2 separate regions of the Homo sapiens genome follow, and region 2 is linked to region 1. Evidence: read pairs that join two places in POLR2A ChIA-PET (ENCODE). Cell type or tissue: GM12878. All regions are shown on one strand. Links, peaks and the distances in the headings refer to the core of each region. The heading gives the core; the rest is flanking DNA. Region 1 overlaps NT5DC4 (5'-nucleotidase domain containing 4). Region 2 overlaps SLC20A1 (solute carrier family 20 member 1).

Region 1 (4,383 bases), core at 67-4,066:
GTCACTTAGATTCTCTGTGCTTCCTCATCAATGATAAAATGAGGAAGATAAAACCTACTTTGCTGAGTTATATTGAGCATTAAGCATAATCGATGAAAAGCACCCAGCCCAGTGCAGGAAACACAGCAGACACTCAATAAATGGTTTTCCCCTCTCAAACGTCTGGAAGGCAGCCAAGGGCAGCAGGGAAGGCAGGCGACAGGGAGCCTCAGAGGTCTAGCTTCAAGTTCAGATCCTAAACTGCAAGCTCTACGTCTTATCAAATGGAAATGATGATGCCAACTTGGGAGGACTGACACGTGCAGGTTCCAGGGAAGCCCTGAGCTGGCCAGTCCCATGACTCCTACTAACCCTTGCCCAGTGCCATCGTAGCCACCTCTACCACCCTGTTTTTAACCCAGAAGCATCCTCCGGTCTCCCAGAGGAAAACCAGCCAGAGTGTTTACTGTATCATCTGCTGCCTCCTCCACCCCTTCGGAAGCCACTGTATGTTTACTGAGGGTAGGAGGACTGTGCCTTCCTCCTTGCAACTGATATCCTTTCTACCAAGGAAATGACGAGATAGTGTGGTCTCAATCTAAAGCAGGAGTTAAGGTTGGGCATGAGGAAGAACATCCCTGCCGAGGCATCTTATCTGTATAAACCTAACTCTTCCCATGCGTCTGTTAAGACACAGACAGTTATCTGCAAGACTGTGATCCCACTGAGTCTGAAGGTGGGAGATTAGGGCTGGTGACCTTGCAAGCTCCTAGCAAGGCTGGGGACCAGTGGGTCCTTCTAGGATAAATGTTCACAAACAGCCGTGGAGATTCCGCAGGGACCCACCAACTCCGGGGCCGCCCGAGAGAGCTGAGCTCACTCGGAAGTACAGGAGGTCGAGGCAGGCGGCAGTGTAGAGGTCGGCATAGCGCATCAGCTGGCTGGAGAAGAGTGTCTGGCGGAAACCGCAGCGGAACAAGCTGCCCATGGTGCTGTAGCACAGGTCCAGCTCCTGGGTGACCCTCTGGCCAGAGGGGCAACACACTGAATTGAAATCCCAGCCCGCTTAGGCCTGACCTGGCCTACTCCCTTTCTGGGCAACCCTGGCCTCTCTGGGCCTCTCACCGGGGGACATTGAAACCTGTGACTCTCTGTAGGAAGGAGCAGCATGTTGTAGACCCACAGGCTGCACACTTGGCTTTTGGAGGTGGGGCAGCTCCTCACTTTGCCACAGGCCCCGCTGCAGCTTTCCATCACAGTTACCTGCCTGGCCCTGAAGATGGACCACCCAGGACTAAACCCACAGCTTCATTTACCATCTGAGTCCAACAGAGGACTTGGCAAGGCGACACCCCCAGCCTCGCTCCTACTATCCTGGCAGGCCCCACCCCGCCACCAGGCCCTGTTTCCTGTCTGCTTTTAGAGCCTAGAGAATGGTTCCAACATTTACTCCCAGGATGACCTCTCTCTGAGCCTCAGTTTCCTCATCTGTAAAATAAAGGTGACAATCCCTGCTCCATCCACCTCTTAAGGCTGTGGGGAAGATCAAACGGCTGTGCTTTGTAAAAGGCTCTGCAAAGACCCTTTGTGATCGGCCCCAGCTGGGCTTGGGATGACCAAGTGACCTGACTCCCTCCACCTGGCTGACCCATGGGCACCTCCAGCTTTTTGGTGGCCGGTCAGTAATGCCACAAGGGAACACTGTCTTTTCTTCTCTTTTCCAAGGACCCTGGGCTCACTGGCCCTAAATCACATTTCCTATCAGAACTGGCTAGTCAGTCAATAAGGGCCCAGCTAGCACGCAGGCACTTCCCGGGCAGGGTGATTGGCAAAGACTGTGGGACTGGAGGCAAAGCCTGCAAATCAGGCTCAACTCAGCCCTTCAAGAGGGTACCGCTGCCCTTTGGAATGTCGGCCAGCAGAGGGCGCTGGCTGACAAGGCAGGTGGAGCCCAGGCGAGGCTGAGGAGAATGGGGTAACTGGGCCTTTGGCACCGAGGACAAAGCCGACAGGCAAGCAGTGGGGAAGTGAACCCGGCTCCGCCCCTGCTGGGCCTGTCCCTTCCCTCGCCACCCAGCTCCCACCTGGATCTCTCTCTTGGTGAAGTTGATGACTTGCAGCTCACAACTGCTCCCATCCATGTGCCTGGTACAAAAATAGCTAGGTGACCCAGGGGAGGCACAGAGCCTCCGAGTGCCAGGACAGTCTCCTTAGACCCCAGCAGGGGTCGGGTGGGGGGACACCGTGCGGGCATCCAGTGGGGGTGCCGGGCTGGGTGTGTGCATGCGTGCGAGGGCAGGTCCCTGAGTGCTGGATAGGTTCAGAGGAAGGGCCTAGAGGTCACAGAGTGTGAGCAGTCCCAAGGGGGTGAGAGGGGTCCCCACATTCAGTTTGCTAGGGAAGCCCAGCCTGAAACAGATCTTGATGTTCTGACAACCTTGGCCGGGACCTCGCCGCCAGGCAGGGATGTGAGCCACTGCCCCTCCATACCTCTCCCTGCCCCATCCCACCCCCAGAAAGGCCAGGGTCTCACTGGTATATGTCTGCCAGGTGCGTGTCCAGTCTCTTCAGCTCCTCCAACCGCTCTGAAAAGCCACCAGGGGTCAGTGGGGGTGAGTGACGGCCTGTGTCACCCACTGGCCCTGCCTGCCTGTGTCTGCCCTGGCCCAGCGGAGGACTTGCACACCCTGAGCTGTGTGCATAACACCCCTGGCCCCTTACATCACGTGAGACTCTGCCCAGACTGAGGCAGGGACAGCATAGGCCCCGTAGGCCCCATGGGACAGGTGAGGGAGTCAGGTGACCTTCCTGAGGTCACACGGCAATGACTCAAACCTAAAGCCTCAGCTCTCAGGACAAAGCCCAAATTGTGTGGGCTCACACAACTCCCTGCCCTGGAGGATGACTTCAAGTCATACCTGGGTGGAAGGTGTGTACCTTCCACTCACTGAACATCCTTGGGGTGGGTGGGGAGGGTGGGGTCAGGTGCAGGAGGAAGGCACCGCCTGCAGAAACACCACGGGATTCTTGGGTCAGGAGAAGTGGATTTGACTCTCAGCTTTCCCCCTACTGGCTGTGTGACTTCGGGCAGGCCGCTTAGCCTCTCTGGGTCTGTATGTCTTTGTCTGTTTCCTCCCTCAGAAACAACAGAGTGGCCAGGATTCCTGGTCACAACTACTAACCCCCCACGGGAAAAAGGAGAAGGCAGTGCTGGGGCCTCTGCATGGGAGGCCAGTGCCCCTCTGACTGTTCCAGACCCCAACAGCTCACCCTTCTCCTGGGCCCAGATGTCCAGCTCCCAGGACAGCTCAGGAACCACCAGGCAAGTCCGCCAGCCCTGACGCTTCTTGGACTTGAGAATGTCCCCAAAAATGTGGTCCCCAATGTACAGGATGTCCATCCCCCGAACCCCAAGCAGCTCGCACACCATGTCCGAAGAGCCTGCCCCACCAAGGGGAGGACAGACACTCGTTTGCCCTTCCTGCCTTGGGGTAGGTGACTCGGGGCAGGTGAGGGGCCTGGGCTCCTAGTCGAGGGAAGGAGGGTGCCCAAGGAGTGATGGGGCATGGTGGGAGCTGGTACCTCCAGAGTAGACAGCACAGTGCTGGTGGGGCCCTGTGTAGGTGCCCACGTGGAGCTTTCCTGAGTCCTGGAGGGGCAGAGGGGTGCCCTGGAGCCAGGAGAACCACATCTTTGGTCTCTAGCTAGGGAGGGTCGCAGGGAGCTGGGAGTGGCAGAGGTAACCATGGGGGGTGTGGGAGGAAGGAGGCAGCAGAGGGCGCTGAAGGCGGCCTCGGGTTCCCTGCCTCCAGGGACAGACAGGCCAGCAGAGCTGCCAGCTATAAAGGCAGGTCAAGTCTAAGGGGCAGGCAGGCTGCCCTCCCCAACCGTGGTCCATGGGTGCAGGTGGACTGACCTCTGCACCTGCCATTACCGTGTTGACCTGCCTCAGGACCAACCCCTCTGCAAAGAAGTGGGGCTTCTGCGTGTCCACCACGATCAGGTCAAAGTAGGACCTCCAGGGCCTGCCCGAGGCTTCAGCCTGTTGGGGGTGCACACGGGCTGCACACACACAGCCTGGTAAATCTGACCTTGCCACAGCCAGTCACCCACCACAGCCTGCCTCTCCCCACCAACCTCCCAGCTGGATGAGACCTCTTCAGCCCCTGGGAACCCGGTCTCGCTGCCCAGCTTCCCCAGCCAAGCTGGGCACTAGGAAGTGCTCAAAAGGACCTTGTGGAGGTGGGTGTTGAACATCATGTGCAGCCTCAGGCCAGGCTCCAGAGCTCCTCACAGCACAGAGACCCAGGGACAGGTGGCACCAGCACGGCTACCTAGTTAGGGCCCTGCTGCCTGCCCAGTGACACCTGGTCACTCCCAGTGCCCAGGACCTGTCACTCCCAG
Region 2 (4,383 bases), core at 231-4,230, 70 kb after region 1:
TCAATTAACATTCAGGAACATTTTTCCTGCCTGCTTTATCATTTGCCAGCAACTCTCACTTGGGAACAACCAGCAATGCAGAACACCCTATGTCAGGGGTCCCAAAATTTTTCTGTAAATATTTTAGGTTTTACGGGCTTCTGTAGCACATTGTTGTTTTGTTTTTATTTTTACAACCCTTTACAGATATAAGAACCCTTCTTAGCTCCCTGCTGACTCATTCTGTAGGGGAAAGTAGCTCAACCATGGGGCTGATAAGCTGAAACTAAAAATCTGAACTGTACCCAATTCTATTCTTTTCAAAAGAGGATTCTCTCAAATTTCAGTCCACCAATTCAAGCAAAGTGGCACAGCTCAATGCAGGGAACTAAAGACGACAACTTTAATTTCCACCTCTATAAAACAAAGAGATGTGCATCATGGCTGTAAATCCCACAGGCAGACCAGAGTATCTTCTGCCTCTCTCATGCCAGTGCTCAGTATGCTGACCTATCCATCCAGGCACCTCAGTCAAACTACAGACTGACTAACATAAAGCAAGACTTGTCTCAACTCCTCCCAGAGAGGGAAAATGAGGCCAGAGAGTCCTGAAAGCCTGGTTCCCACCGTGCACTCGGCACAGCCAGACTAGCACAGAACCTCTCGGAGGCTCTTCGGTTCAGCTGCGGTGACGCAGCGTTCTTCCTAACACCACTGCAGTCTATGCATCCCTCAGCTTCGAAACGATAAACTTCAACTTGCTAACCCAGCCTTCACATCGATGAAAAGGGCAGAAAATGATTATTTTAAGGAAAAAAAAGTCCGATACTAACCAAAATTTACTCAGTATTTAATTACATGAGTGTGTGGTAATGGCCTAAATGATTCCTTGACACTTGAAAATGTTTACTTCTAGAATCTGTGCTACAATTCTAGCAGACACACAATGTGTGTTTGTATATGTATTTGCATTGTATACTGCAATACAATGTCTACATGTATTCTAGCCTATATACAACATGTACACATTAGACTTAGCTTTGCTTGTCTGAATCTGAAGTTATACACAGAAGCAGTTGGGGTAAATATTTCCTCTACGAAAATATCTTGTATCTACCCCTTATTTTTCATTAAGGTATCCTTCTACTTCTCAGTAAATGTAGGCTATGATTTCTCTATTTATCTATCATGTCACTGGCAACTGATCAAGGAACATAAAAAAATTCAATGCCCCAGATTGTCTCTACAGCATAGGTTGAATACTCTTTATCACTAGGTCTTAGGTCATGTAAGTCCATTTTTAAGAACAGGTCTTAGGTCATGTAAGTCCATTTCTAAAAACAGTTTGGACAACAAACCCATATCCTCAAATTTCCCTTTAAAATCTCTTATTTTGCCAATCTCTTCTAATAGATTTTTACAGGTGGCCAAATAAAAAATAAACACAACATTAGTAGTTAAACTTTTCTGCTGTTTAGTTATTACTTACGTTCAATTTTTCTCTTCATCCTGGGACATACAAAGAACCAGACGATAAGGGCACAGAAAACTGCACATCCCACCGAGATGAGGATGGTACCCCACAGAGGAAGTTTGTCAAAGCCCAGCACTAGGAGATAAAATGGTGCATCTTGAAAACCCCAGGGCAACAGCCCCCTGCAATATTGTGTAAACCCTCCTCTGGGGACTGAGGGGTTCCCCATACCAGCCCATCACCCCTGACAGCTGCTGCCAGATTTAAGTGCACAGGATTACTGTGCTAGTGCCTATACAAATTTGGGAGAAAAACTCAATGATCATCTGAAAACCCACACCAGCCTAGCCCACTTGAACACCTGCGGGACTCAAGTTCCTATGCTTCTCAACATACGAGCCTTTTCCTTTCTTCACCTTGGAAGATAATAAAGATCACTACACGCTAAGGACCTATGACTAGCTATGAAAAAGACAGCAAGTGTTCCACTCTCCTAGCTCATGATCGTAACTGCCACATATTCCATTACCACCTACAAACTTATTTTAATGTTAACAGAATGATGTCTCAGTAGTCACATTTGTCATGCTGACACAATTCTGTGTAAAAGTGATTACATTCACTATACTGGCCTTTAGTAAAATGCTTTAATGAGATTATCTCCTTGAAAGCAGTATCAAAGCAAGATACAGAAAACAAGGATATTATCTATCAAAAGTTGATAATTTAAGAATAGTTGTAAAAGCTTTGTCTTTCAGCCAGGCACGGTGGCTCATGCCTGTAATCCCAGCACTTTGGGAGGCCGTGGCAGGCAGATCACTTGAGGTCAGGAGTTCGAGACCAGCCTGCCCAACATGGCAAAACCCCATCTCTACTAAAAATACAAAAAAAAATTAGCCGGGCATGGTGGTGGGCGCCTGTAGTCCCAGCTACTCGGGAGGCTGAGGTGGGAGAATCACTTGAACCTGGCAGGGCGGAGGTTGCAGTGAGCTGAGATTGCGCCACTGCACTCCAGCCTGGGTGACAAAGTCAGACTTTGTCTCAAAAAAAAAAAAAAAAAAAAAAAAAGTTTTGTCTTTCTCACACACAAAGTTTAGTGGTAATTTCACTTACAAGTCTTACCTTAAAAAAAGACTTGCCTAGCAACACTGTTCACATGGTTTAAGAATGAGTAATATTAGTCATTATCTGACTGTCATATGCACGCCAGTAGGCTCCAAACCATTAGCCTGTACTAAAGACAGAAGTAAAGCACTGGCCAGGCACAGTGGCTCACACCTGTAATCCCAGCACTTTGGGAGGCTGAGACAGGTGGAGCACCTGAGGTCACGAGTTCAAGACCAGCCTGGCCAACATGGTGAAACCCCGTCTCCACTGAAAATTAAAAAAATCAGCTGGATGTGGTGGTGGGCTTCTATAATCCCAGCTACTTGGGAGGCTGAGGCAGGAGAATCACTTGAACCCAGGAGGTCGAGGTTGCAGTGAGCCAAGATCGTGCCACTGCACTCCAGCCAGCCTGGGTGACAAGAGCGAAACTCCGTCACAAAAACAAACGAAAAGAAGTAAAGCACTATACAATCCTATTTAAATCTAACAGATGTTATAATGATCTCTAGCTACTCAGGAGACTGAAGTGTGAGAACACCCTGAGCCCAGGAATACAAGGCCAGCCTGGGCAACACAGCAAGACCCCATCCCTGAAAAACAAAAAAGGTAAAAAAAAAAAAAAAAAACCCATAAAAGATATTATAATGATCTGTAGTTGATATCTAGGAATAGCTTAGTTACTTCTGCTTGTTTTGCTTTATTTTGCTTGTTATGTACGAAATCACAGATGCTCCTCAACTTACAATGAGGTTATGTACCTATAAACCCATCAAAAAGTCAAATAACTGAAGGTTGAACCATGAAGTCAGGGACTGTTTGTACTTATAAACTGGAAATTCTATCATACCCCAAAATGATTAATCTTTAAAAATCAGACACAAGGCCAGACGCGGCAGCTCACGCCTGTAATCCCAGCACTTTGGGAGGCTGAGGTCCGTGGATCACCTGAGGTTGGGAGTTCAAGACCAGACTGACCAACACGGTGAAACCACGTATCTACTAAAAATACAAAAATTAGCTGGGCGTGGTGATGCACATGTGTAATCCCAGCTACTCGGGAGGCTGAAGCAGGAGAATCGCTCAAACCCGGGAGGTAGTGGTTGCAGTCACCCAAGTTCGCACCACTGCACTCCAACCTGAGTGACAGGGCGAGACTCTGTCTCAAAAAAAAAAAAAAAAAAAAAATTAGAAACAAATTGAGGTCCCTTCAAAACTAAAACTTTTTTTGTTTTTGAACTTTTTTTTTTTTTTTTTGAGACAGCATCGCACTCTGTCGCCCAGGCTGGAGTACAGTGGCACGATCTTGGCTCACTGCAACCTCCGCCTACCAGGCTCAAGTGATTCTCCTGCCTCAGCCTCCGAAGTAGCTGGGATTACAGGCGCCTGCCACTGCACCTGGTTAGTTTTTCTAGTTTTTAGTAGAGATGAGGTTTCACCAACTTGGCCAGGCTGGTCTTGAACTCCTGACCTCATGATCCACCCACCTCGGCCTCCCAAAGTGCTGGGATTACAAGCATGAGCCACCGCGCCCGGCCCCAAACTACAATTCTATGGTGACTATGTATCTTTTCATTTTAAATTCTGCTTTCAATTTTGATCATGTGGTCACACAAACTAAAATATACATGAAATTACTGTCTATCACAATTTAAGTTGGTCTACATTCCAAGTCAAAAAGGAAAGAGACTGGTTTTTCTTACAAATGATCCATAAAGGACACAACGAAAATATCTAAGTTTCTGTTTTTAAAATGATTCTAATTTCACTCATCTCTGAGCTTTGCTTCTACCACATAAAGAATGAGTGTTAAGAGCATCATGGGA

The links. ChIA-PET counts read pairs that join two places held together with the same protein. Peaks named below come from ENCODE experiments on the same cell type or tissue, not always from the same donor. Only the 100,000 strongest peaks of a DNase experiment are listed, where the experiment ranks them.
Region 2: POLR2A ChIA-PET joins it to region 1 with 6 read pairs; 20 of 35 experiments call an interaction of 5 or more read pairs at or near these places.

The regions. Positions count from the first base shown.
Region 1 is chr2:112,724,419-112,728,801 of GRCh38, reverse strand. NT5DC4 (5'-nucleotidase domain containing 4) reads right to left here. Exons shown (of 17, transcript NM_001393655.1): 11 at 3,896-4,021; 12 at 3,562-3,628; 13 at 3,250-3,420; 14 at 2,513-2,564; 15 at 2,064-2,124. Among named protein-coding and RNA genes, the nearest start is that of NT5DC4, 5.6 kb to the right of the region's middle. RefSeq lists enhancers at 1,269-1,987, 1,988-2,707. In GM12878, for the core only: CTCF peaks have their summits at 1,899 (motif pointing right), 3,743 (motif pointing right) and 4,037; DNase peaks (open chromatin) are centred at 1,957 and 2,791; H3K27ac peaks cover 482 bases.
Region 2 is chr2:112,654,327-112,658,709 of GRCh38, reverse strand. It overlaps SLC20A1 (solute carrier family 20 member 1), which reads right to left. Exons shown (of 11, transcript NM_005415.5): 6 at 1,469-1,588. Among named protein-coding and RNA genes, the nearest start is that of SLC20A1, 11 kb to the right of the region's middle. In GM12878, for the core only: no CTCF peak of the experiment used is centred there; a DNase peak (open chromatin) is centred at 2,649; H3K4me3 peaks cover 240 bases; H3K27ac peaks cover 1,789 bases.